Regions from separate parts of the Mus musculus genome. Here all the other regions are linked to region 3. Evidence: chromatin loops called from intact Hi-C (ENCODE). Cell type or tissue: heart. All regions are shown on one strand.

Region 1 (8,000 bases), 130 kb after region 3:
CAAATGTTTCGGCTCATAATCTCATGGGGGATTTCTCAATGATCCGACTGCCAATTTCAATTTCTTCCACCATTAAATATTAATACCAGTAATGGAATTGACTTCTGATCTTGTTTGAAATAACATGAATGGCCTACTTAAGATTAAATGTAAAAAATATACACAGTGCCAGGTGTGGTAGTGCAGTTTTAATCCTGACTCTCAGGGAGCAGTGGCAGGCAGATCTCTATGAGTTTGAGGCTATTCTTAGTTCTACATAGTGAATTCTAGGAAAATTAATGCTACATAGTGAGAGACTCTGTTTTGTTAAAAAAATGCAATGAATTATTAGGAGAAATTATGATTTTCAAAAGTAAAAGACACATTGAATATATTCAGATTTCCTTTTTCTTCTTCCTCCTGCTTTTTTGAGACAAGTCTCACTATGTAGCTCTTGCTGTCCTGGAACTCACCACGTGGATCAAGCTGGCCTTTAACTCAGAGATCCTCCTGCCTCTCTGCCTTTTTAGTGCTGTTACTAAAATGTGGGCCACTATGATTGGCTTATTTTATTCTTAAGATCTAAGAACACAGATGTGTGAGTTTATAAAGCAAAAGAGTTAATTCTACAACCACCTGTTTACTTATTTGTGAGACTGGGCCTCCAATCCAGGCCTGTATGTGCTAGAGATCACTCTACTACTAATTTACACTGCTAGTCATGATAATGTTTGGATTTAAGTCAGCTAACATTCCTGATTATTCAGGAATACTCTATCCATAATTAGTTGTTACATCTGTCCTAACACAAATGATAAAATGTGGATTACATATTAACAGAAGTCTGACAGCTAATATGAATGAAATGGATTCTGCCAAAGGCAATTAAATATTTCGTAAACAACCAATTGCTCACACCTATCAACATTTTTCAAACGGTGACTAGTTTAGAGTTCAGAATTAGTTTAATTCTCTTGGGGAAAACTAAAATAAGATCTGTAAAAAATTTTATTTATTTATTTATGTATTAGGTAGGTGTGTTGGTCAAGAGAACAATTTGCTGCAGTCAGTTCTCTTTCCTCCATGGGGTTTTGGGGTATAGGCCTCCCGGTTGTTGCCCGAGAAGGCCTTAATCTCCTTAGCTATCTCGCGGCCCCTGCAATCGGATTTTGAGAGTCTAATTTCTGCAGTATTTTCCCACTATAGAAAAACATGCTATGCTTTTGGCCTGTAATGTAGGCTCAGGGCCGTGAGTCAGAACGATGCAGAGCTGGAGGCTAGCCTGTGAGCCCCGACCAGCCATGTCTCAAAACCTCGGAGCAGCGGCTGTCTTCTTCCCACCCCCACCTTTTCTTCAGGGCCTCGCTGCCGCGCTGTCGGCGGAGGCTCAGCTATGCAGGTTTGGATGGCCGACTCCGCCAGCCTAGTGGCTGGCCTTGAAGCCGACACCCCCCCAGATTTAGGCCTGCGCATTCCTTCCCGGGTCCTATGGCGGGCGGCTTCCGATCGGCCAGGAGCACGCTTTTCAAATGTGGCTTTAGGTTGGGGGCTAGCTAAAACGCCTAATCTGTAGGCGACAGGCTCGCGTGGCGGGCTCCCAGGGAGACCTGTTGTTCGAGCAAAACCGCAAGGTAGTGGCTTTGCGGAAGAGCCACGTTTCTCGGCCCTTCCCCCACTCCACCCCACCCCCGCCTCCTCCGGGGGCTGCGGGGCCTCCGCCGCCAACCTCGCCCGCCCTTCCCCCCACCCCCGCGCGCGCGCTGCCGCCCCCGCCGCGGGCCCCGCGACGCGCGCTCCGGACGAGCTCCTTGTTTCTGGAGTCCCGCCACGCTTGCTCCAACCCAGCCCCCCAAGCCTCGCGCGCAGCCGCAGAGCGGGTCCCGCCCCTTCTCGCCGCGCGCCCCTGCACCCCAGCGCGCTCCCGGAGTGGGCCTCCTCCGCCGCAGCGACGCCTCCTCCTCCTCTTCCTCTCTCCTTCTCTCTCGGTCTCTCGCTCTCTCTCGCCGCTGCAGCCTAGTAGGGGCGCTTCGTCCAGCATGAGCTCGGACATGGCAGCCGACGAGTCGGAGGCCCCAGTACTCTCGGAGGACGAGGTGCGGGAAGGCTGCGTGCCGCGCGGGGGTTCATCGTGGCGAGGGGTGGCCGGGGTGGGTAGCGGGGGTGGCGGGCGATCGGGGCCCGAATTTGGCCCCGCGCTCCGGAGCGGGGCAGGCGGTGAGGGGGAGATGGAGAGAGGCGCGCACGAGGCCTCTGCGGGAGCAGATTCCCCGCTTGCTCGCCTCGCTGCTCGGGGCCTTGGGCCTCCCCCGGGGGGCCTCCGGGGGCCTTTGGCTGCGGCCTGGGCGCGCTCGCTCACCCTCTCCGGGAGGGCCATGGCTTGGGTGGGGCGGCCTCCCGAGACTCAGCATCCCGCTCCTGCCGCAGCGGGAGCCGACAGAACTTAGCGACTTTGCCACTATGGCTTCCCGAGGGCCAGGGTTGGGAACGAAGGGGGGTGGGGGGAGGGTGGGATTCCTTCGAGTCCGCGGCCAGCGTCGGATGTGGAAAGTTCACACTTTGTTTCCAGGCCTTTGTTAGTATTTTTTTTTAAGTGAAGGCAAAAGAAATAGAGAAATACTTTAAAAGAACACCCAGCAGCTGTTGGCTTCAAAAACTGCAGCCCAAGGATTCGTGGCACGCAAAACCGTCTGTTACAGAGGAACAACTTAATCGCGACTTTGCCTCGCGCTCGCTGAAAGTGAGGCCCTCTTGAGGGAGGGCTTCGATGGAGCTGGCGGTCGTCTCAAATGGGTGGGGCATTAGAGACTTCGAAGTGTTTAACAGTGACCCTTTCAGATTGTGTGTGTGCGCGCCTGCGCGTGCGCGCCTGCCTGTGTGTGTGCCTGTGTGTGCCTGTGTGAATCCAATCTCCGGGTTTCTGTTACTTAATCTAGTGGTCACATGTGCATTTTATCAAGATTGGGCTCAATTAGCTAGAAATTCCTAACCCCCCCAATTTTTTATTCCTTTCTCAGGTACCTCCAAACACTATTGTAATGGCGCCCTCCAATTTTTCCCCGTTTCCCTAAGAGCTTTTTGTTTATCTATAGTGGGCGCTTCATTAAGATAATTATTGCAACATATTTTGAAAACGTTTGTGTGTTCACACCCGTGCGTGTGTGCCTGTGTGTGCGTGTATGTATTGTGGTTGGAATTTAATTTTTTAGGCAATCCTGTTTTTTTTTTTTTTTTTTTTTTTTTTAAACATTGGTGGACTGGAGGACATATTAAATGAACTAAGCCCGGCCTAGAGAGAGGTTACTTGAGATCTCATGGGGAATCTAGAAAGTTGCTATTATAAAAGTTGTTAGTAAAGGGTCTGAAGAGGTGGCTCGGTGGCCGAGCTCTTGTAAAGGACCAGTGTACAGCCCCATGGTGGGGCCCCTCATAACAGTAATTCCAGCTCTGGATCTCTGTGGCACCAGCACACATGGCATACATTCACTCTCTCTCTCTCTCTCTCTCTCACTCACACACACACACACACACACACACACACACACACGAGTACATTACTGGAGCTGGGGAGAGCAGTTGGGGAAGAGAGGCCAAAGCAAAGGCCAGTGAGAGTACTGAGTCACAGTAGCTGTAAGCTCTGCTGGGCTGTTAAATGCACGGTGGGCTGAATGCTTATATACTTTGGAATGCTACAAGATGGGCTGTAGAGAGGACTTAGTTAAGAGCATTTGGTCTTTCAGAGAACTTAGGTTTGGTTCCCAGCACTCACATGGTGGTTTACAGTCCTCAGAAATGATGCCCTCTTCTGACCTCTGTGGAAGTCAGCTATAGACATGGTGCACATAAGCACATGCAGCAAGACACACACTAAATAAACAAACAAACCAACCAACCTTTAGAAAAAAGCCCAGTTCTCAGGTAACATTTAGAATATGGTAACAGGCAGATACAGAAGGTTCTAGGTACTCAGAAGCAGCCCTCCCCCTCCTCTAGCCAGGGGTGACGGTCTGCGCAGTGCCCACTATTTCATAGGAGTCAGGAGTTACTGTTGCCCTGTGGCTAGGATGCCTTTCCTCTACCCTGCCTGCTGCATACCCACTCAATTTGGAAGATCTCAAGTTGGTATCCTACTCTGGCCTTGGGCTTCTGGCTGGCTCGTCCAGCTACCTCTTCCAGCAGAGCTAGCTGGTCACAGACTAAATAATGTTAAAGTTATCTTTCTCTGTCTCTTTTCTCCCTCTTGGCCCAGTATCTGTTTTCCAGATTGTCCTTTTCATCTGCCCAGCTGAAATAAAGAAAGATCTGTGTGGCCGCTAGTGGGTGCGCAGCAGCAGCTGGGGCTCGGAGCTCCCTCTGTAGTAAGGACTAACTGAACTTAGTGAAGGATCTATACTTCTGAAGAGCTTATGATCCGGGGCCTGTTACATTCCCATGATAAAGGTTTAGATGTGGGTTCTGGGACTCAAATTTTTCTCCCCTCTTTCTGTGTCTACTTTGTGCTCACTAAGGGAGAGAGGCAGGAAGACAGATAGGGTTGTGAGCGTCTTCCACTGCGGGGCTAATTGGGTTATTAATATTCACTCAGCAGACGTTCATTAATGTTCTGTGTGCCGTGTGCCAAGCACCAGGGATACAGAGGATAAAAGACCAGCCTCCAAGGAGCTCACTGTCTGGTGAACAAGCTAGAAATGGCTCGTTTGCTGGTTGCAGCTGGAAGCTCATTCCTCTCATTGGGCATTTATTTATTTATTTATTTTCTGGTTTATCACAGAACCAAATGGCAGCTTGGAACACAGCCCACCCCACACACACCCAAATACCACATGCCCCCCCCCCCACACCACGAACACTACTACACACGTACACATCACACACACATACATACATACCACAACACCCCCCACCCCCATACACATTTTGTTCTTTATTTAAAGATGGAAACATGGCGGCTGTGTCATCTCTTGAGCTCAGACTAGTCAGAGTAGGCAGCCTGCTGCTGTTGATTAAAAGTGTTTGGACTGGGGTGTGGTTTAGTTGGTTGAGTGCTTGCCTAGTGTGTCTGAAGCCATGGTTGAATATCCTGCATTGCGTACAACGGATGTGTTAGCCCATGCTTTTAATACCAGCACCTGGGAGACAGGCAAGAGGAATTCTGTGAGTTCGAGGTCAGTATCATCTACATAGCAAGGTCCTGAACAGCTAGGGTTACATAATGAGACCTCTCAGAGGGGGGAAAAAAAAAGGTCAAAGGTCATGTAGCAGTACGTCAGAGCACACATCTGTCATGGCAAGTGGAAACGGAGGGCCAGAGGCATGAGCGCCTGACTAAGACCAACCAGAGCTGTGCTGTGAGCGCCTGTCTCCAAAAGAAGGAAATGGATTCAAACAAATCTGAAACAAGGAGAAAGATGAATAGAAATGGCACAGAATGTAGAGAATTGTGGCTTAATCTTACAGAGCGATTAGGACTCACTGGGTGATGTGACGGAGGGTATTAAAGCATGCTGAAATTGGATCTAATACCTGCCCCCTTTTGGATGAGTTTTAGTTTTTTGGGTTTTTTTTTTTTTTGGTTTTTTTGAGACAGGGTTTCTCTGTGTAGCCCTGGCTGTCTTTGAACTCACTCTGTAGACCAGGCTGGCCTCGAACTCAGAAATCCGCCTGCCTCTGTCTCCCGAGTCCTGGGATTAAAGGCGTGTGCCACCACGCCCGGCTTGAGTTTTAGTTCTTTTATGTATAGCCTATGGAAAGAGATTCTGTTTGCAGAAATTTTACTATTAGGACATTAGCTAAATGAAGAAGTGTAATATAATTTACATGGTTTGCTCTGGTGGCCACTTAGGATTAACTACAGAAAATAACTCATTCCTTTTGCTTTTTTTGAAACAGGGTCTCGCTGTATAACCTGGAGAACTCTGTAGATCAGGCTGGCCGGGAACTCAGAGAGCTGCCTGCCTGCTTGCTGTGAGATTAGAGGTGCTAGGCATTGTCCCCAGAGAAAGATGAAAGAAAGGATGAGAGGAAGGATGTGGGCCTGGGGGTTATTACCTGTTGTCCTCCCAGGGCACTGCCGACTCTTTTTTTTTTTTTTTTTTTTTTTTTAAAGATTTATTTATTTATTTATTATATGTAAGTACACTGTAGCTGTCTTCAGACGCACCAGAAGAGGGCATCAGATCTCATTACGGGTGGTTGTGAGCCACCATGTGGTTGCTGGGATTTGAACTCTGGACCTCCGGAAGAGCAGTCGGGTGCTCTTACCCACTGAGCCATCTTATCAGCCAGGCACTGCCCACTCTTTAGAGGCTGGGAGGCTGGAGACTTTTCCCAGTTAGAGTTGTGAGAAGTAGGTTTCCTATTAAGATGCACTCACTGAAGATGGGGGGGGATAAAAAAGAGGGGTATCGCTTTGGCTTTTTCTGCTGATAAGCATACATGTATGCAGGTTGAATTTTTCTACAATTTTTTCTACAGTTTTGATGACTGCAGAGAAGCCTCAGTAGTTAGGAGCGCTTACTGTTTGTGTAGAAGACCTGAGTTCAGTTTCTAGCACTCACTAGGCAGCACACACACAAGCCTGTTACTTGAACTTGGAGGATCCCCTCACTCTGCTGGCCTCCACAGAGCCCCACACACAGATGCACACGCACACACACACACACACACAGAGACACAAGCATCTAATTAAAAATAATGAAGGGAAACCATGACAAAAAAGAGTGCCAATGTCTGAGGCTGGATTTGTAGCTTAGTTGGTGAAGTGCTTGTCTAGCAAGAGCACTGGGTTTATGGGTGTGGTGGTGCATACCGGAATCCCGTATCTGGAAATGGAGGGGTGGGGTTAAGGTTCAAGATGCTCCTGGCTACATGTATGAATGCAGAGCATCCTGTATGTGGGCATATACTCTACTAACTTAGCTATGTCCCTAGCCCTGAATCTTTCCTACTTAAATTCATAGAAATATTAAGGAATTCTTCTGAAAATCTTTCTGAGATTTAACAAATTACATTTATTTACTTGTTTGTGCGCACGCATGTGTATGTATTCGTGTGCCATGGTGCATGAATGGAAGTTAGAAGCAGCTTTTAGGAATCCTCTGTCTATCATGTGGGTCTCAGGAATTGAACTTGAGTCACCAGACTTGTCAGCAAGTGCGGGTGGGGAGGTGTGGGGGGAAGGGACATGGAGCCATTTTGCTGACACACTCTTGTGAACATTTATTATTTATTTATTTAAGACAGGTTTTTCCTCTGTGTAGCCCTGGCTATCCTGGAACTCACTTTGTAGACCAGGCTGGCCTCAAACTCAAAAATCTGCCTACCTCTGTATCCTAAGTGCTGGGATTAAAGGCGTGCGCCACCACCGCCCGGCTTCTTGTGAACTTTTTTTAATTTTATTTTTTCAAGACAGAGTTTCTCTCTGAACTACTGTCACCCAGTGAATTTTGTTTCTTTCTTTCTTTTTTTTTAAGATTTATTTATTATATGTAAGTACACTGTAGCTGTCTTCAGACACTCCAGAAGAGGGAGTCAGATCTCGTTACGGATGGTTGTGAGCCACCATGTGGTTGCTGGGATTTGAACTCCGGACCTTTGGAAGGGCAGTCGGGTGCTCTTACCCGCTGAGCCATCTCTCCAGCCCGAATTTTGTTTCTTATGCTTGTTGTGTAAGATAGTAATTGGGTGCCATTGTTAATGTTGTCTTTTTACATTTCAATATGGACTCTAGTCATTTAATAAGACCACAAAAATATAAGGAGTTGGAGGTTGGAATTATATTGGATTTATATATTACTTTGGAGAAAATAGGCAACTTATTAAAATTTTTCATCAACAAGCACAGAGAATGTCTTCATTTATTAGTTCTCTAATGTCCTTCAACAGTGTTTTTAATATTATCAGTTGAAGTTTGTTTATTTTGTTTCTGTATCTTGTACAATTTTAAACATATGTATGTGGAAAAATATGTATATTGAGACAGGATCCTACTGTGTAGCACCGGCTACCTTGGAACTCATTATATA
Region 2 (8,000 bases), 63 kb after region 3:
ACCATTCTCTTGTAAAATTTGTGAAACATGGCAAAACCCAAAACATATATGCTGAGTAAATGAACTTTTTTTGTTGGTGGTAGTGAAAGAAAAAGCTAAAGAACATAAACTATTGTGAGAGTGAAAGTAAAGGTACTGAAGACTGTGGGACACAATGTTTGTGCTCTAACTGGAGGATTAATGTGGAATGCACTGTGAAGAGTTCAGTTAAGCAGACTCCAAAACCACATGTTGTGGAAACTAAGAAAAGGCAGAAATCATAAATAAGACTACTTTGTTTTTGTTTTGTTGTTTTTCTTTAAGAGATATAGCTCATTAAGCATTAGAACAATCCTTTGGAAAATACTCTTAGATGATGAGATTTTTGAAATGTACATAGGACCTATATGCAAACAATTGATAGATTAAGTCACCTTCTGAATTAAATCTAAGATTAAATTTTCGGGTAAATTTTGAAAATAAGGACAGACTTCTATAATCTAAAAAGATTGCTCAATTGGTAAGAGTGCTTGGTGCACAGAAATAACTGCATTTGGGACTCCAGCACACACACACATAAGCAGCCAGGGCATGGACCAGCACCTCTTACCCCTGTGTTGCTGAGGAAGCTATGAAGAGGTGGGATTATCTCTGAGGCTTGCTGATCATCCACATAGCCATTTAACTGCCAACTCCAGGTTAAGTGAGAGACCATTTCTCAAGAAAATGAAGCAGAAGGCGATGAAGGAGAACCAGCATCCTCTTCTGACCTCTACATACATGTATACAATTGTATATAACAAAATGAATAGACAGTTCAAAATTGTGAGATTAATTCTGCTATTAAAATTAAATCTACATATAAACTGTGCTTTATAAAGAATTAATTCTGGCCAGGCAGTAGTGGCGCACACCTTTAATCCCAGCACTCAGGAGGCAGAGGCAGGCGGATTTCTGAGTTCGAGGCCAGCCTGGTCTACAGAGTGAGTTCCAGGATAGCCAGGGCTACACAGAGAAACCCTGTCTCAGAAAAAGAAGAAAAAAAAAAAGAAGAAGAAGAAATTCTGGGCCAGACATGGTAGTGCATGCCTGTAATCCCAGCTCTCAGGAAGCTGGGGTAGGTGAATCTCTCTGAATTGGAGACCAGCCTCATTTACATAGAGAGTTTCAGGACAGCCACAGCTGCAATAATAGAGTGACTCTGTCTTAAAAAGATGTCCTACACCATCACTACTACCTAAAACAATTCTGTTATAAATAACCAGTAACCAGTTCACTTGACATTACTAAGAAGTTTTGCTTGAAATAAGTTACCATAAATGTCTTTTTTTTTTTAAGATTTATTTATTTATTATATGTAAGTACACTGTAGCTGTCTTCAGACCCTCCAGAAGAGGACATCAGATTGCATTACGGATGGTTGTGAGCCACCATGTGTTTGACTAGGATTTGAACTTGGGACCTTCAGAAGAGCAGTCGGCGCTCTTAACCACTGAGCCATCTCGCCAGCCCCATGAATGTCTTTATTGTAAAAAGAGGTTATGAAATGGATGAAACCCATATAAAAGAAGGCAGGAATGACGTTTATTCAGCAATAATAGTAGAGAATTTTATAACTAGGTTTATCTAAATAGAAGCCCTTTTGAAATTCAAACTATAATTTCACCTGCATAGTTCAAAGGGGTTTGTTGGTTTTATTTCAGATCTTTTAGCCTGCATTAGCATTAGTCACATTCTAGGTATTTGAAAATTAGAAAAAGATTAGTAGTATTTAGGGGAAATAATAAATTTAGTTGGGAGGAAATATTTTTAATGATCTTTCTTTTTAACCCTTTGTAACCAGCAAGAAGTTGAGAAGTTTACAGACCTAGAGAAACTCTACCTCTACCTTCAACTGCCTTCTGGTCTTAGCAGTGCAGAGAAAAGGTAGACCTATCCTTGTCTTTGTAATGCTGCCTTGTTTGTAGGACTGTACCAAGCTGTGTACATTAGGATTGATTGTTATTTTAGTATTCCTAAGCTTGTCTGAACACAGATTGGAAAAACAACAGATCATGTGTCTTTCATAATACTTAGTTAATATTCACCATCAATTTTGAATAATTCATTTGTGTAACTGGCTAAATACAATGAAATGTAAGTTGGATTTGGTTACACAGAACAGTGGGAGTATTTATGCCATATAAAAATGTGGAAAAAAAAAGAAAAGAAAAGAAAACCAAAGGATAGCCAGGTAAGTGTTCTGAAGAACCAAGTGTGGGGCTGTTTTTATGCAGTGATGAATAAGCACATCACAGGAGGTCAGAGAAAAGAGGAAGTGCAGTGTTGGCCACATTACTGTAGGTGTGCCTCACTTTCAGTACTTTGGGTATTGATTTAGCTTCATTAAAAGTGCTTAAGTGGAGAGAATGTGGAGAAAACAGTTCTTCAGTTTCTATTCTTTAGATTTTCATTACCTTTGCATATTTCTGAGGATTCATTTCACTCATATGTTATCTTCAATATTATATTCATTTCAAATTGTACATGAGAAATAATGAAACACATATTATGTTGCTTTTACCTGTTCTTACCTCGTATCAACCATATTTTAATTATATCCTGTTCTAAACATGTGCTCAGTATTTTGGAATCAGGTACTTCTACTCGGAGGTTGAGATTAGGGTCATAGTCAGTAGACTAGCTTACTGTATACGGTCTATAATGCCCATTTCATGAGATCGGCTTATAAAAGTACTGCCAGATAATAAAATTAATGCTGATTAATGGACATGGTAGTCTATGCAAAGATCCTAGATGTGAGAAGGGTTACGGTGGGAGGATGATTTTCTTAAGATCTCTCCTGTCCATTCTAGGGATGGAGGGTTTTAGTATGATTTCAGGGTAGGTACTTCTACAGGGATATTCTTTGAGTGTGCAGAGTAAATCGAATATAAAGAATTTACCACAATGTTTGTTCTAAACATTTAACAATTTAGAAATTAAAAAAATATATAAATAGGCAAGTAAGTTAGGAAATATTCATACAAAAGTCATTTTGATCTAAACAAAAACCTTATTTTGTAATATCTTCACTACCTAACATGCTTTAGAATCCAAGCCAGCAGTTTAGCCAAACAGGCCAGTATTTTCAGTCTGAAACAGATAGTAAAAACTGGCTCACAGTCACAAATACACAATTTCTATATAGATTACTGCGTATCTACTGTATGTCCTAAGTTCAGTTTGATCCGCTAATATGTTTTTAACATAACACTTAGGCCTTGCTTAAAAAGGTATTAATAGAATTGCTGTCTGGTTCAGCTAAAATTTGTCTGTTTTTATCACTAGTGATCAGAATGCCATGTCATCTAGTCGGGCACAGCAAATGCATGCCTTTTCCTGGATTCGAAATACCTTAGAGGAGCATCCTGAGACGTCACTCCCCAAACAGGAAGTCTATGATGAATACAAGTAAGTGTACCATGTGATAGACTAAAGCAGATAAGTACTGTGTTAGAACAGTGATTTATTTTGTCTCTGCTTATGATCTGGCTGTTACTTGGGTGATGTGTTTAGAAACTTCCAAGATTACTACCAGCTCTAAGCTTCTGTGCTAGAATGTAATATAGAACAGAGTATTAAATGAGGGCTTTGTCCAGGCTTCTGAGGACAAAGGATGTATAGGGATACTGAATTTAAAGTTTCTTACAGAATTTTAAAATGACAAGAAACATGGGAGGGACTAGAGGGACAGTGGGTGGCAATAAAAAATAATCAGTGCATAAGAAAAGACTAAAACATGGGTTTTTGTACTTTAATATTTTTCTCTTTTTTTTTTAATTGGATATTTTCTTTATTTATACTTCAAATGTTATCACCTTTCCCAGTTCCCCCCCATCCTAAAACTCCTTATCCCATTTCCCCTCTCCCTGCTTCTATGAGGATGTTCCCCCACCTACCCACTCCTGCCTCCCCACCCTGGCATTTCCCTACACTGGGGCGTCAAGCCTTCACAGGACCAAGGACCTCTCCTCCCATTGATGCCCGACAAGGCCATCCTTTGCTACATATGTGGCTGGAGCCATGGGTCCCTCCATGTGTACTCTTTGGTTGGTGGTTTAGTCCCTGGGAGCTCTGGAGGGTCTGGTTGGTTAATGTTGTTTTTCTTCCTATGGGATTGCAAACCTCTTCAGCTCTTCAGTCCTCTAACTCCTCCATTGGTGTACTTGAATTTTTAAGCCACTTTTCATAAATATAAAACCATTTAATTCTATCCCAACCAGAGAATATTGTAAAGTGTTTATTCAAGGATAAAAGAGATTAGTGACATACAAGAACTCCACACAAATAACTTTGATTATGCAAATAGTTTGTTTAAATGGGAAATAAAAAGTATATATGTTATAGGGCTTTAAAGACAGAGCATGATCAGTTATTGTGATATTCAGTATTGCTTAGTGTGTTTATAGTTTATTTGAAAGGAAGAATTCGGGGCTGGAGAGATGGCTCAGCAGGTAAGAGCACCCGACTGCTCTTCCGAAGGTCCTGAGTTCAAATCCCAGCAACCACATGGTGGCTCACAACCATCCCTAATGAGATCTGACTCCCTCTTCTGGTGTGTCTGAAGACAGCTACAGTGTACTTACATATAATAAAGGAAGGGAGGGAGGGAGGGAGGGAGGGAGGAAGAATTCATTCTGGTAGAATAAATAAAGCCAAAATTGTATGGTTATTAAAACATCAAACTAAGAAAAAATTAGTATGAGAGTGGGTGGGTAGGGGAGCAGGGCGGGGGGAGGGTATAGGGGACTTTTGGGATAGCATTTGAAATGTAAATGAAGAAAATATCTAATAAAAAATTTTAAGGGGCTGGAGAGATGGCTCAGCGGTTAAGAGCACTGACTGCTCTTCAGAAGGTCCTGAGTTCAATTCCCAGCAACCACATGGTGGGTCACAACCATCCTAAGGAGATCTGGCGCCCTCTTCTGGTGCGTCTGAAGGCAGCTACAGTGTACTTACATATAATAAATAAATAAATCTTTTTTTTTTTTAATTTAAAAAAAAAATAGTATGTTGTAATTATATAATTTGTTAGAAAACTTTAACAAGAACATTGTTGATATCTGGCAAGAAAACTCTCTAGCTTACTCATAAGTTTTAACTGCTCGTTAAAGAAAGCATAGTGGGGCTATAAAAAGGAATACATACTTAAGATGAGCTAAATGAAGAACTTTAATATTTTGAGAAAAGTTGAAACTGAAAGTTGTTCATTGTTACAATCGGAAACTCTTTGATGAGTATCCACTGTGTGCTGGACCCTGAGTATCTGATGAGACTGACACCAGTTCTGTCCTCCCCAAGACTCTGTATATGTGGTGGGTGGGTGGAATGGTAGTCTGTGTCTGTGATGCCACACTGATCCAGGAAGAGTCCAAGGGTAAAGTTAGCTTTATATTTGGGCTACATGGGAAGCAGGAGGGATGGAGGAAAAAGGTGTATATTTATGATTAGCATAGGGTTAGTACAAACAGGGTAATTAAATACAAAAGACCTTCTTAAACTTATATACTTGATCTTAGCCAAAAGGCCAAAAGGAGATCTTTCTGAAACATGTAAAAAGCTCGTCTGAATTCAATAAAAGAACATTTGTACAATATGTTGAAGAAAGTCTGAGTTCAAGATCCAGGAAATTGACATTGTCAGCAAACTTCTATGACCAGGAAAAGTGTTTAACTGTTCTTTTATCATTTGGCACATCTATAAAATGAAATAGAGTGAAACTGCATAAGGTTTATTTTAGTCTAAAATTATAAACTTGTCTGAAGTAGAAAATCTTGAAAAATTGTCCAGAGATGTCTTGCTAGTTTCCTAAAAAAAAAAAAAAAAATTTTTTTTTTGTTTTTTGTTTTGTTTTTTTGAGGCAGGGTTTCTCTGTATAGCCCTGAGTTAAAAGAAATTTTTAACAAGTGATGTGGTTTTTTTAAAGTTTGTTTATTTATGTATTTTATGAATATGGGTGCATTGTCTGCATGCATTTCAGAAAAGGGCATCAGATCTCATTATAGACAGTTGTGAGCTGCCATGTGGGTTTTAACAATTGAACTTAGTATCTGAGCCATCTCTCCAGCCCCAACAAATGATGTTTTCATGATAGACTATGAACAAATCCATGACATGCATATATTCCTGAAGTATTGGCCTTGCCTATTCAACAATTCATATCACCTGCAGAGACATCACCTCAGTTTGTAAAAATGTGACCATAATGCATGAAAACAGCTCATATTTTCCTAATAATGTTCTGTCTTGGGTAAAGCTTGGTTATATTTTACTATTAAATTATATTGAATTTTTCTTTGAAATCAAGAAATAATAAAAGTTTTTCTTAAGTAAAAGAGATTGAGGTGGCTGTATCTGGAGGATATCATCCTTAGTGAGGTAACCCAATTACAAAAGAAGTCATTAAATATGCACTGACTGATAAGTGGATATTAGCCCAAAAACTTAGAATACCCAAGATACAATTTGCAAAACACAAGAAAATCAAGAAGAAGGAAGACCAACGTGTAAATACTTCATTCCTCCTTAGAATAGGGAACAAAATACCCATGGAAGGAGTTACAGAAACCAAGTTTGTAGCTAAGACGAAAGAATGGACTATCCAGAGACTACCCCACCCGGGGATCCATCCCATAATCAGCCACCAAACCCAGACACTATTGCATATGCCAGGAAGATTTTGCTGAAGGGACCCTGATATAGCTGTCTCTTGTGAAGCTATGCCAGTGCCTGGCAAATACAGAAGTGGATGCTCACAGTCATCTATAGGATGGAACACAGGGCTCCCAGTGGAGAAGCTAGAGAAAGCACCCAAAGAGCTGAAGGGGTCTGCAATCCTATAGGTGGAACAACAATATGAACTAATCAGCACCTAGCTGCATATGTAGTAGAAGATGGTGTAGTCGGACATCATTGGGAAGAGAGGCCCCTTGGTATTGCAAACTTTATGTGCCCCAGTACAGGGGAATGCCAGGGCCAAGAAGTGGGAGTGAGTGGGTAGGAGATCAGGGCAGGGGGAAGGTATACGGAACTTTCAAGATAGCATTTAAAATGTAAATAAAGAAAATATCTAATAAAAAAAGAGAGAGAGAGATTGAGGGCCTGGAGAGATAGCTCAGTAGTTGGAAACACTTGTTGCTCTTGCAGAGGATGCAGGTTCAGTTCCCAGCACCAACATGGTGGCTCACAACCATCTAAAGTAAAGGAACTTACAACTTATTCTGACCTCTGTGGCCTGTGTACACACAAAACTACATGTACATACATTCAGGGAAAACGCTCATACACATAAAATACAAATAAATCATTTTTAAAATAGATTGAAACGTCATATTGTTAAGGAACATTAGTGACTTTTCCAACCTCGTACAGTTAATTTTCAGCTTAGTTGAGTTCTGTGAAGCATGTCACAGGGATTTTGATGGGGATTACATTGGATCTGTGTATCATGTTTAGTAATAATAGCTTTTCACAATATTCTGCAAACAATGAGCATGAGAGTTGTTTCCATCTTGTTAAACTTACATTCTTTATTCAGTGTCTTAGTTTTCATGTGGTGGTCTTTCATGTCCTTGGTTAGACTTCTTCCTAAGTATCCTGTTGAATATGGGAGGATGTTAAATTATTGTAAATGGGATGTCTTTCCTAGTTTTTATGTATCATGTTCATTACCAGTATATAGATAAAGCAACTAATTTTTTTGCTGGTTTTATATGCTAATACCTGGCTGAAAGTATTTATTGGATTCTATGTTTTTGTGGCAGAATGTTTAGGGTCTACATTTTAGATACAGAATCATGACATCTTCACGTAGGGATAATTCTTTCCTGTTTGTCTCCTGTTTGTTATTTGTCTTATTGCTCTAGCTGAAATGTTAAGAACTGGTTAGGGGTTGATGGGGTTTTTTTGCTTAGAATTCTTGCATTTTGTCCATATCCATGTCTCCCTTCCACACTTTCCTACTCAGGTTGCTTCCCACA
Region 3 (8,000 bases):
CTCAAGGGGGTACTACTACCCACAATGGATTGGCCCTTCCCACATCAATCACTAGATAATAAAATGCCTTATAGACTTGCCTACAGATAGTTCTTATGGAAGCCTTTTTTTCATTTGAGGTTCCTTCCTCTCAGATGACTATAGCTTGTCATGTCGAGTTGATATAAACTAACCAGCATAGTTGACCCCTTGTGAATTTGACTTACAAACACTTCACTGTTAAACCACAACCTTTTCTTTCTTGTTTATCCCAACAATTGTTCATTATCAACATCGCAATATAAAGCACTTTCTTTTTTGTTTGTTTGCTTTTGTTTTTTTCAAGACAGGGTTTCTCTGTGTAGCTCTGGCTGTCCTGCAACTCACTCTGTGGACCAGGCTGGCCTCGAACTCACAGAGAACCACCTGTCTCTGCCTGAGTGCTGAGGCTAAAGGTGTGCGCCACCACCACAGGCTAATAGTAAAACATCTGAAACCGAAAAAGTTTTACAAGTGTTACAAATTTAAACACTTTTAAAATTCAATTTCTTTTAAAATTCAAAAGCTCTCAACTATGGGCTCCTATAAAATAAAAGAATAAGTTAGATGCTTTCTTATCTCAAGAGGAAAGAACCAGGGCACAGTCACAATCAAAGCAAAGTAAAACTGGACTCCAACTGTGTAAATAACCCAATGTCCAACATCTGGGATTTACTAATGATCTTCTGAGCATCTCCACAGGGTCAGCATCACTTCTCTACCCTCACACACAGCTTGTCTTCTAGGCTTTGACCAGCTCCACTCCACTGCTGCTGCTGTTCTTGGTGGCCATCTCATAGTACTGACATCTGCAAAGTTCTGGGGTCTCTTGCAGTAATTGGAAGCACTTTCACCAATAGCCTTTCCAGGGCTCTTTTCTGGGACCCCGGCCCTGCCACACAGTACCAAGACTCAGCTGTTCTTTAGACCTTCATGTGTTTAAAACCAGCCTAACCTGGGTGACCAATTTCAGATGCCAGCACAAGGTACAACCTTGGCCACCTCTGAAAGACAGCTTCTGTGTGCTGACCATGAGGAATCCCTTCCCCAGAAGCCTTCACCTCAGCAATGCTGGTTTCTCCTCTTCTTCCTCCTTCTCCTTCAAGATTTATTTATTTAAGTGTGAGCGCTCTAGGTGCATGTACAGCTGCTGGAAAGATGGCTCAGTGGTTAAAAGATGGTCTCTTCTTAATCACAGTAGATACTTCGGCCCCAGTTGCCCAGCATCATTGTCTCAAAAAACTCCACAGGTTCTACTTTAGCGGCTCTGCTCTCTTGTTAGAGCTGATTTTTTTCATTCCCAGCTGATCAGACACCACAGACTCTTCATACAAATGACCTGATAGAGCATTTTCTTCCCTATGAAGCTTCACAAGCCAGGACTTCATTATCTGCACTGCTCTCAACATTCAGATACTCAAAAAGTCCTACAGAACAGCTCACTGAACTCTCAACACTCAATGACTTTTTAGCCCAAAGTTACAAACTCTTTTCACAAAATCCCCGCCAAAACAACATGGTCAGGCCTGTCACAGCAATATCCCATGACCCTGGTACCAGCTGCTTAGCGTTATGATGATGATGATGATCATGATAATGAAACATCCTGACCAAAAGGAAGTTGGAAGGAAAGAGTTTTATTTGGCTTACACTTTCTACATTGTAGTCTACCACTGAAGGAAGTCAGAGTAGGGACCTGGAAGCAGAAGCTGAGGCAGAGGCCACAGAGGACGTTGCTTACTAGCGTGTTCTTCATGGCTTACTCAGTATGATTTGATGTTCTTGTTGTTTGTTTTTTGAGACAGGGTATCTCTGTGTTGCCTGGGATGTCCTGGAACTTGCTCTGTAAACCAGACTGGCCTCAAACTCACAGAGATCCACCTGCCTCTGCCTCTCAAGTGCTGGGGTTCAAGCTTTGTATCACCACCACCACCTGGCTCAGCCAGCTTTCTTATAAAATTGAGGATCATCAGCCCAGGGGTGTCACCACCCACAATGGGCTGGACCCGCTCCAATAAAGCACTAATTAAGAGAATGCAGCACAGGCTGGCCTACAGCCCAGTCTTCTAGAGGCATTTTCTCAGTTGAGATTCCCTCTTCTCAGATGACTATAGTTGATTCAAGTCAACATAAAGCTAGGCAGCACACCCAGGTTCTGTCTCCTATTCTTTTCAAGGATACCCAACTCAAAGGCCAGCCAAGAGGCCTTCTCTAGATCTAACTTTCACAGACCGATCTCTCTAATCTATCTCTACCATTAATAGACATTGTGGTGATTTAAACAAGACTATCCCCCTATAGGCTATAGTGTTTGAGGATTTAATCCTTAGTTGGTGAAACTGTTTGGGAAGTATTAGAACCTGTGACTTTGTTGGAAGAGGAGTGCCACACAGTGTGCCTCTCTGCCCTGTACTACAATTTGAGATATGAGTTCTCACCCATTCCTACTGCCATGCCTTCTCTCTGCCATCATGAACTCTAACCCTCTGAAATTATAAGCCCAATTAAATGTTTATTTTATGTTACCTTGGTCATAGTGTCTCATCATAGCAACAGAAAAGAAACAAAGATGAATACATTTTGGAATTCGTCTCAAATACTTCAATGTTAATCTTGCTCTACTTCACAAAATATAAACTACTTTGAGTTGGGTCTATGCCTTATTTATATTTTCTGCACCCAGTAATATTATGTGGTATTAATTTTCCTCATACTTTGTAAATTATGTGAGTTTTATCTCACTAATCCCTAGAGATAAATGTATAATGTATCATAATTCATACATACATGCATATATACATATATTATATGTAGTGTAAATATCTGGAAAGCTTTATAAGGGAAATGAAGTTTTCATACATAAGATTAATAGAAAGGGGGCTGGAGAGATGACTTAGTGGTTGAGAGCAGTGTCTGTTCTTCCAGAGGACCTGGGTTCAATTCCCAGAACCCACATGGAAGCTTACAACTGTCTGTAACTCCAGTTCCAGGGCACCTGACACCCTCACACAGACATACATGCAGGCAAAACACCCCAATGCACATAAAATAAAATAAGTAAAACTTTAAAAGAAAATACTAGAAAAAAGTTAATAACTGAATTTAAATGTTATTTACTAAACACCTACGAGCCATGAATTACGTCCCAGGACTGCTACCACACATTACTCTGCTTCAGAGGTATCCACAGCCACTTTGTCAATTCTCTTGTTAGACCACTGCAGTGGGTTACAAATCACTCTCCATGCTGTCTCTGACTGTAAAACCAGAGTTTTCCTTCCCAGCTCAATTGGCATTCCTCAGACTGTTTTTTTCCCCATTGTCATACACACCCTCGAGGGGAAGTTTACACTTTCCGTGACTGGGATCTGCTCATAACCAATGCTATCTTAAAAATTCATATTCACTAAAATGTTTTCTATTCACTCCCATGGGGGTGAACTGAAACTGAGAAAATGAGCCACCATGATTCTAAGTTGGCCTTTACTCTCTGGGTTTGCCCTGAATCCCTACCCAAGGTTTAAGGTAACTTTACCACTTTTTTTTTTTTCAAGTTTCTTTAAAGCATAGTTTATTTAAATTCAGTCTCCTATGAAAACTGTAACAAAGCCCAAATTTACCTCTCAGATGTTAAGTGTGAGCAATGATCTTTCTTTTCCTGAAAGGGTGTCTCATTCTGGCAAGAGGATGTCTTCAGTCTGTCGCTATATGAAAACCCTCTCATGGCTGGTTGAACCTAATGCTTCCAGATGTCTGCTCCAACTGCCATGCTGCCAGTCCCCAAGGCCCTAAGTCGCCGTAAACGCACTCTGTTCAGAATCGCCGCTAGAGGGCAAATCGGGGCTGTAACTCTGCTGAGCCCTCTAGCGGTGACTGTGGGATGCGTGGCTCTTTATGGAACCTATTAAAAACTGAAAAGTTGCACTCGGGAAGCCAGCCTGTGTGACACCGGTAGTGAAGTTATTTTAAAGACATCTCGGTTCTCAACTTCCTTTTCTTAAGGTCTTTAGCAGGTCCTAGTTACCTTTCTTTGTTGATTCTCCCCCTCCCCCCCCTCCCCGAATGTGGCAATGTGAGGCCATCACTCTTCGGGTTTAAAAAAAAAAAATTAGAAAAAGGGGTCTGGGCCACTTTTCCCATTGTCTTTTTATATCATCTTCCCCGTGAATACAGAATTATAAATATGCATTCTGGAACACAGTCTGGATCCTCAGGAGGAAACTGTATTTTGCAAGGGTGTCCTTGCCTCCACCCATCCAGGTGCAAACATTCAGAGTATGGGCTTCCAGTCTGTATGAACCAGGCCTGAGGCCACATGGACAAAGCAAGAGAGTTTCAGGCCAAGGCAGGGAACAGAGCACTCAAAAGACCACGCAATCCAAGCCAATCAGATTCACCACCCACTAGAAGTCTGAAAGGTGGCAGGGCCTCCTAGCTCAAAGTCCATCCAGGAAAGTGGCCAGAAAATCTGACAGGGCCAAGTCTGATAGAAACACTGTCAGAGAAGTTACGGGCTGGGAGGCTCATTACAGCCACAGGCACTGAGAAAGGTCAGTGCGAGCTGTGCAGCTGTTCCATCTGGTGCCAGAGGCTTTGGCTGCTGTCTTCTACACCCAGGCGCTTAGCCTTCCTGACCAGCCCCACCTAGAAAAGCTAATTCTTCTGCTCTTCTAAGAGGAATGATTTGTTGGAGGCAGGGAGTCTCACTCTCAGCCAGCAAAGCTGTCTATGAATGGGAAGGGGGCGAAATGGTGGGCAGTCTCTGGCTGGGGTGAGTTTAGATGGCTGCGAAGGAAGAGCTCTTGGCTGAAGCTCGCGCCTCCATGTTGTATTACATGTGTTCCTTTTGAGAAACAGGAGGGGCCTTGGCTGCCAGGGACCCTGACAAGCCGCGACTTGAGCTGTGTGTCTCCGAGCCTGGGCTGAATTGGGAGTGTAGAGCAGGGAGGGCACTCCTGGCATAGGGGGTGGGGTGGGGAACAGCATGGGCAAAGGCACCAAGGAAGAATGAATCTGCTGCGCGCTGAGGATGGCATGGAGACTTCACTGATTGGAGCTGGGAGTTCTTGCAGGGGGGATGGAGGCGGCTGTGATTGGACGGCTAAAGTGGGGCCAGATTTGGAGGGCTTTGAATGCCCGACCGAGGAGCACTTCCACCAGCTTGCCACTTGCCATTTTCCGACCAGACCGAGTAGGCTCGCTGCGCTAGCTCGTCGAAAAGCTCTCACCTGCTCCAGCTCAGTCCGGTGGCTGAGAGAGGAAGCAGTCCTGACTAGTAGAGGGGAAACGCTCGCGAGCGTGTAGTGGGGGCGGGAGGGCGTGTAGATTCGTTTCACCTTACACACTAGGAAGCGATCAATTCTCCCTTCCACGCCGCACGGTGGCACAGGTCCACTCCCTGCCGCCGTCACGCGAGCCCGCTCCCCGCCCCCAACACGCCCCCCCAACCCCCTCGGCCGCCGCAGCCACCCGACCGCTCCCTCGGGGCCCCCGCCGCGGCTTCCTGGGCCCGCGGCCCGTAGCCGCTCCGCTCCGCCCCGCGCGCTCCGCGCCCCCCTGCGGCCCCCGCGCCGCGCCCGCACACGCGCGTCCACGCCCCCCGGCCGCGCGGTAGGTGTTGTGCCGTCTGCGCCGGGCCGCAGTGCGGCTGCGCGCGCTGGGCTGCTCCGGGCTGGCAGGGCAGCAGTGGCCGCGGCGGCGGCGGGGCCGGGAGCGAGCGAGGGAGCGAGCGGCGTGGGGGAGCTCGGAGGCGCCAGGCCCCCGGGGGAGGGCGGCCGGGGAGGCAGGCCCCCCGAGAGACCCGTCGGGTTGGATTTTGGGGCCGAGGGGGCGCCCGACCACGGACCTCGTTCTTCAGACGCCCCCCAGCCCCGGCCGCTGACGGGGGGCTGAGGGGCGCCGCCATGCCTCTGCCGCGGTGACGCGCGGGGCCGTAAGGAGAACCGGGAGAGGAACCGTGACGAGAACCGCGAGGAGAACCGGGAGAGGAACCGTGACGAGAGCCGCGAGGAGCCGCGCGGTCTCCCCGGGGATGTCCCTCAGGCGGCCGGAGAAAGCGACTCACTCGAGCCCTGGGGTATAGGCCTAGCTTATCCAGCTTCCTTCCTTCCTCCTCTTCCTCCCCCTCCTCCTCCTCTTCCTCCCCTCCCCCTCCTCCTCCCCTCGTCGTCCTCCCCTCCGCGTCTCTTCCCTCACCCTTCCCCGCGCCCCCATCTTCCCTCCCTCCCCTCCAGCAGCGATGGCAGAGGAACAACAACAGCCGCCACCACAGCAGCTCGATGCCCCTCAGCAGCTTCCCCTCAGCGCCCCCAACCCCGGGGTGGCTCTGCCAGCCCTTGTGCCCGGGCTGCCAGGGACAGAGGCCAACGCTCTGCAACACAAGATCAAGAACTCCATCTGGTAAGAGGATCCTCCATCGCTGGGGTAGAACAGCCTAGGCACATTGCTGCTGCAAAGGGGATGGGGGGCGGCGGCGGCATCCGAAGGGGAGGCTAATGCATTCATTGAAGGTGGGTTTCCAGAGCCGGGTGCATGGCTGTGCCACCTCTGGACGGGGGAAGGTTGCACCCACCCCTGGTCTCCTTAGACACACACACACACACACACACACACACACACACACACACACACACACCATGCTTCCCTCTTCTCAATTGTAAGCAGATAAACAAGTTATTTGTGCATTTTTCCATATACAGTAAGGGAAATATGGGTCAAGATTAAGTCATTGCATGATAGTGGCATGAATTGGAAACTTGTAATGTAAAAAATGTGTTGACTCCTTTTGTAGTCATAGGAGGAGCAAGAAGTGTATTGTGAATTTTGACCAAACAAGACATTGCATTAATATGCAGCACAAAAACCTAACATGTCTTTTTCATTCAATTGGATTAGCTGCTTTTTCTGGATGGTTTTGCCTCCTTTATTCTCGCACTTAATTTCCCTTCTAGGGAATTTATTCTTTGTATTGACTGTAAAGGAAATGCTTCTTTTGCACAAAGTATTTTATTTTAACGTAGAAATTTACAAGGTAAAGTGAAATTTTTTTAAATGTAAAAAAGCTCTTGCTATTTTGTGTAATTATTAAAAAGAGTCTAGATGGAACACTAGTCCTGTATTTTCTTGTATGGGAATTTGGGATATTTCAATGCTAATTGAACTCTTAGAGACTGATAACAATATTAATATATATACACAGAGTCAAGTCCATCTTCTATCAGAACCATTGCAAGTGTTCTTTAAATGTGAACTTGGCTTGTTTTGTAGGATTCTTTATTAACTGACCTTTTTTTAAAGCATAGCACTATTTTTAAAATGGAAAGGAATATATGGAATTTGGTCTAAGATTGCTTTTAATAGCAATTTTAAAATAGAATTAAGTATGATGTGAAAAAAATAGCCTTGATTTCTTTTGAGCATGAATCTAGCAGGTTCACCATTGACTATGACTACTAAAATAACAAAACTTGCAATTTGAAAACAAATGTATCATAAAGCAACTGGCATTGAATGTATAGCATTTGAACATTTCAAGACAGTGGCCAATTTTAAATACAAAATTAAAAGTTGTTATATAGTAATTTTCATTGTTTTCTTAGCATGCTTCCATGTCATGATGCTAATAGGAAGTGGGTCAGTGCAGGCTTTTCTAGTTAATACTGTACAGTTGACAGTTGAATGTCTTGGTTTTATTTTTAATTTTAATATGAAACGATTATTTTAAAAGGATTTTTTTAAGGCTTTGACAATAGTTATGTGGCAACTTCAGTAAGTCAGATATGTGAGATAATTTTATGCACTCGTGTGTGTGTGTGTGTGTGTGTGTGTGTGTGTTGTGTTTATGGAGATGGGGAGACGAGCAATACTTTCATTCAATGCATACCTTTTTCCTGTTTTAAAATCTGTAATTTAAAGATATAATTAATTTTGTGCTTACTGTGTTGGGTTCCACAAAGCCAGATGTTTTGTTTATCTCTGCATAA

The links. A loop is a pair of places that touch in the nucleus more often than their neighbours do. Peaks named below come from ENCODE experiments on the same cell type or tissue, not always from the same donor. Only the 100,000 strongest peaks of a DNase experiment are listed, where the experiment ranks them.
Region 1: it touches region 3 in a loop (2.7-fold over the local background); 14 of 42 quality-filtered maps call a loop at or near these places.
Region 2: it touches region 3 in a loop (2.3-fold over the local background); 7 of 42 quality-filtered maps call a loop at or near these places.

What each region holds. Positions count from the first base shown.
Region 1 is chr9:72,660,542-72,668,541 of GRCm38, forward strand. It overlaps a transcript of Nedd4 not described here. Among named protein-coding and RNA genes, the nearest start is that of Nedd4, 29 kb to the right of the region's middle. In heart, CTCF peaks have their summits at 1,422, 2,712, 4,294 and 6,036; DNase peaks (open chromatin) are centred at 1,830, 2,330 and 2,780; H3K4me3 peaks cover 4,749 bases; H3K27ac peaks cover 4,309 bases.
Region 2 is chr9:72,589,929-72,597,928 of GRCm38, forward strand. It overlaps Rfx7 (regulatory factor X, 7), which reads left to right. Exons shown (of 9, transcript NM_001033536.1): 3 at 1,823-1,905; 4 at 3,310-3,432. Among named protein-coding and RNA genes, the nearest start is that of Gm23057, 40 kb to the right of the region's middle. In heart, a CTCF peak has its summit at 4,943 (motif pointing left); no DNase peak of the experiment used is centred here.
Region 3 is chr9:72,526,564-72,534,563 of GRCm38, forward strand. It overlaps Rfx7 (regulatory factor X, 7), which reads left to right and starts at 5,677. Exons shown (of 9, transcript NM_001033536.1): 1 at 5,677-6,417. The coding sequence starts at 6,257. 4930509E16Rik (RIKEN cDNA 4930509E16 gene) reads right to left here and starts at 5,295. Exons shown (of 3, transcript NR_045735.1): 1 at 5,247-5,295. In heart, a CTCF peak has its summit at 3,858; DNase peaks (open chromatin) are centred at 3,868, 5,118, 5,668, 6,418 and 1 weaker place; H3K4me3 peaks cover 3,620 bases; H3K27ac peaks cover 2,477 bases.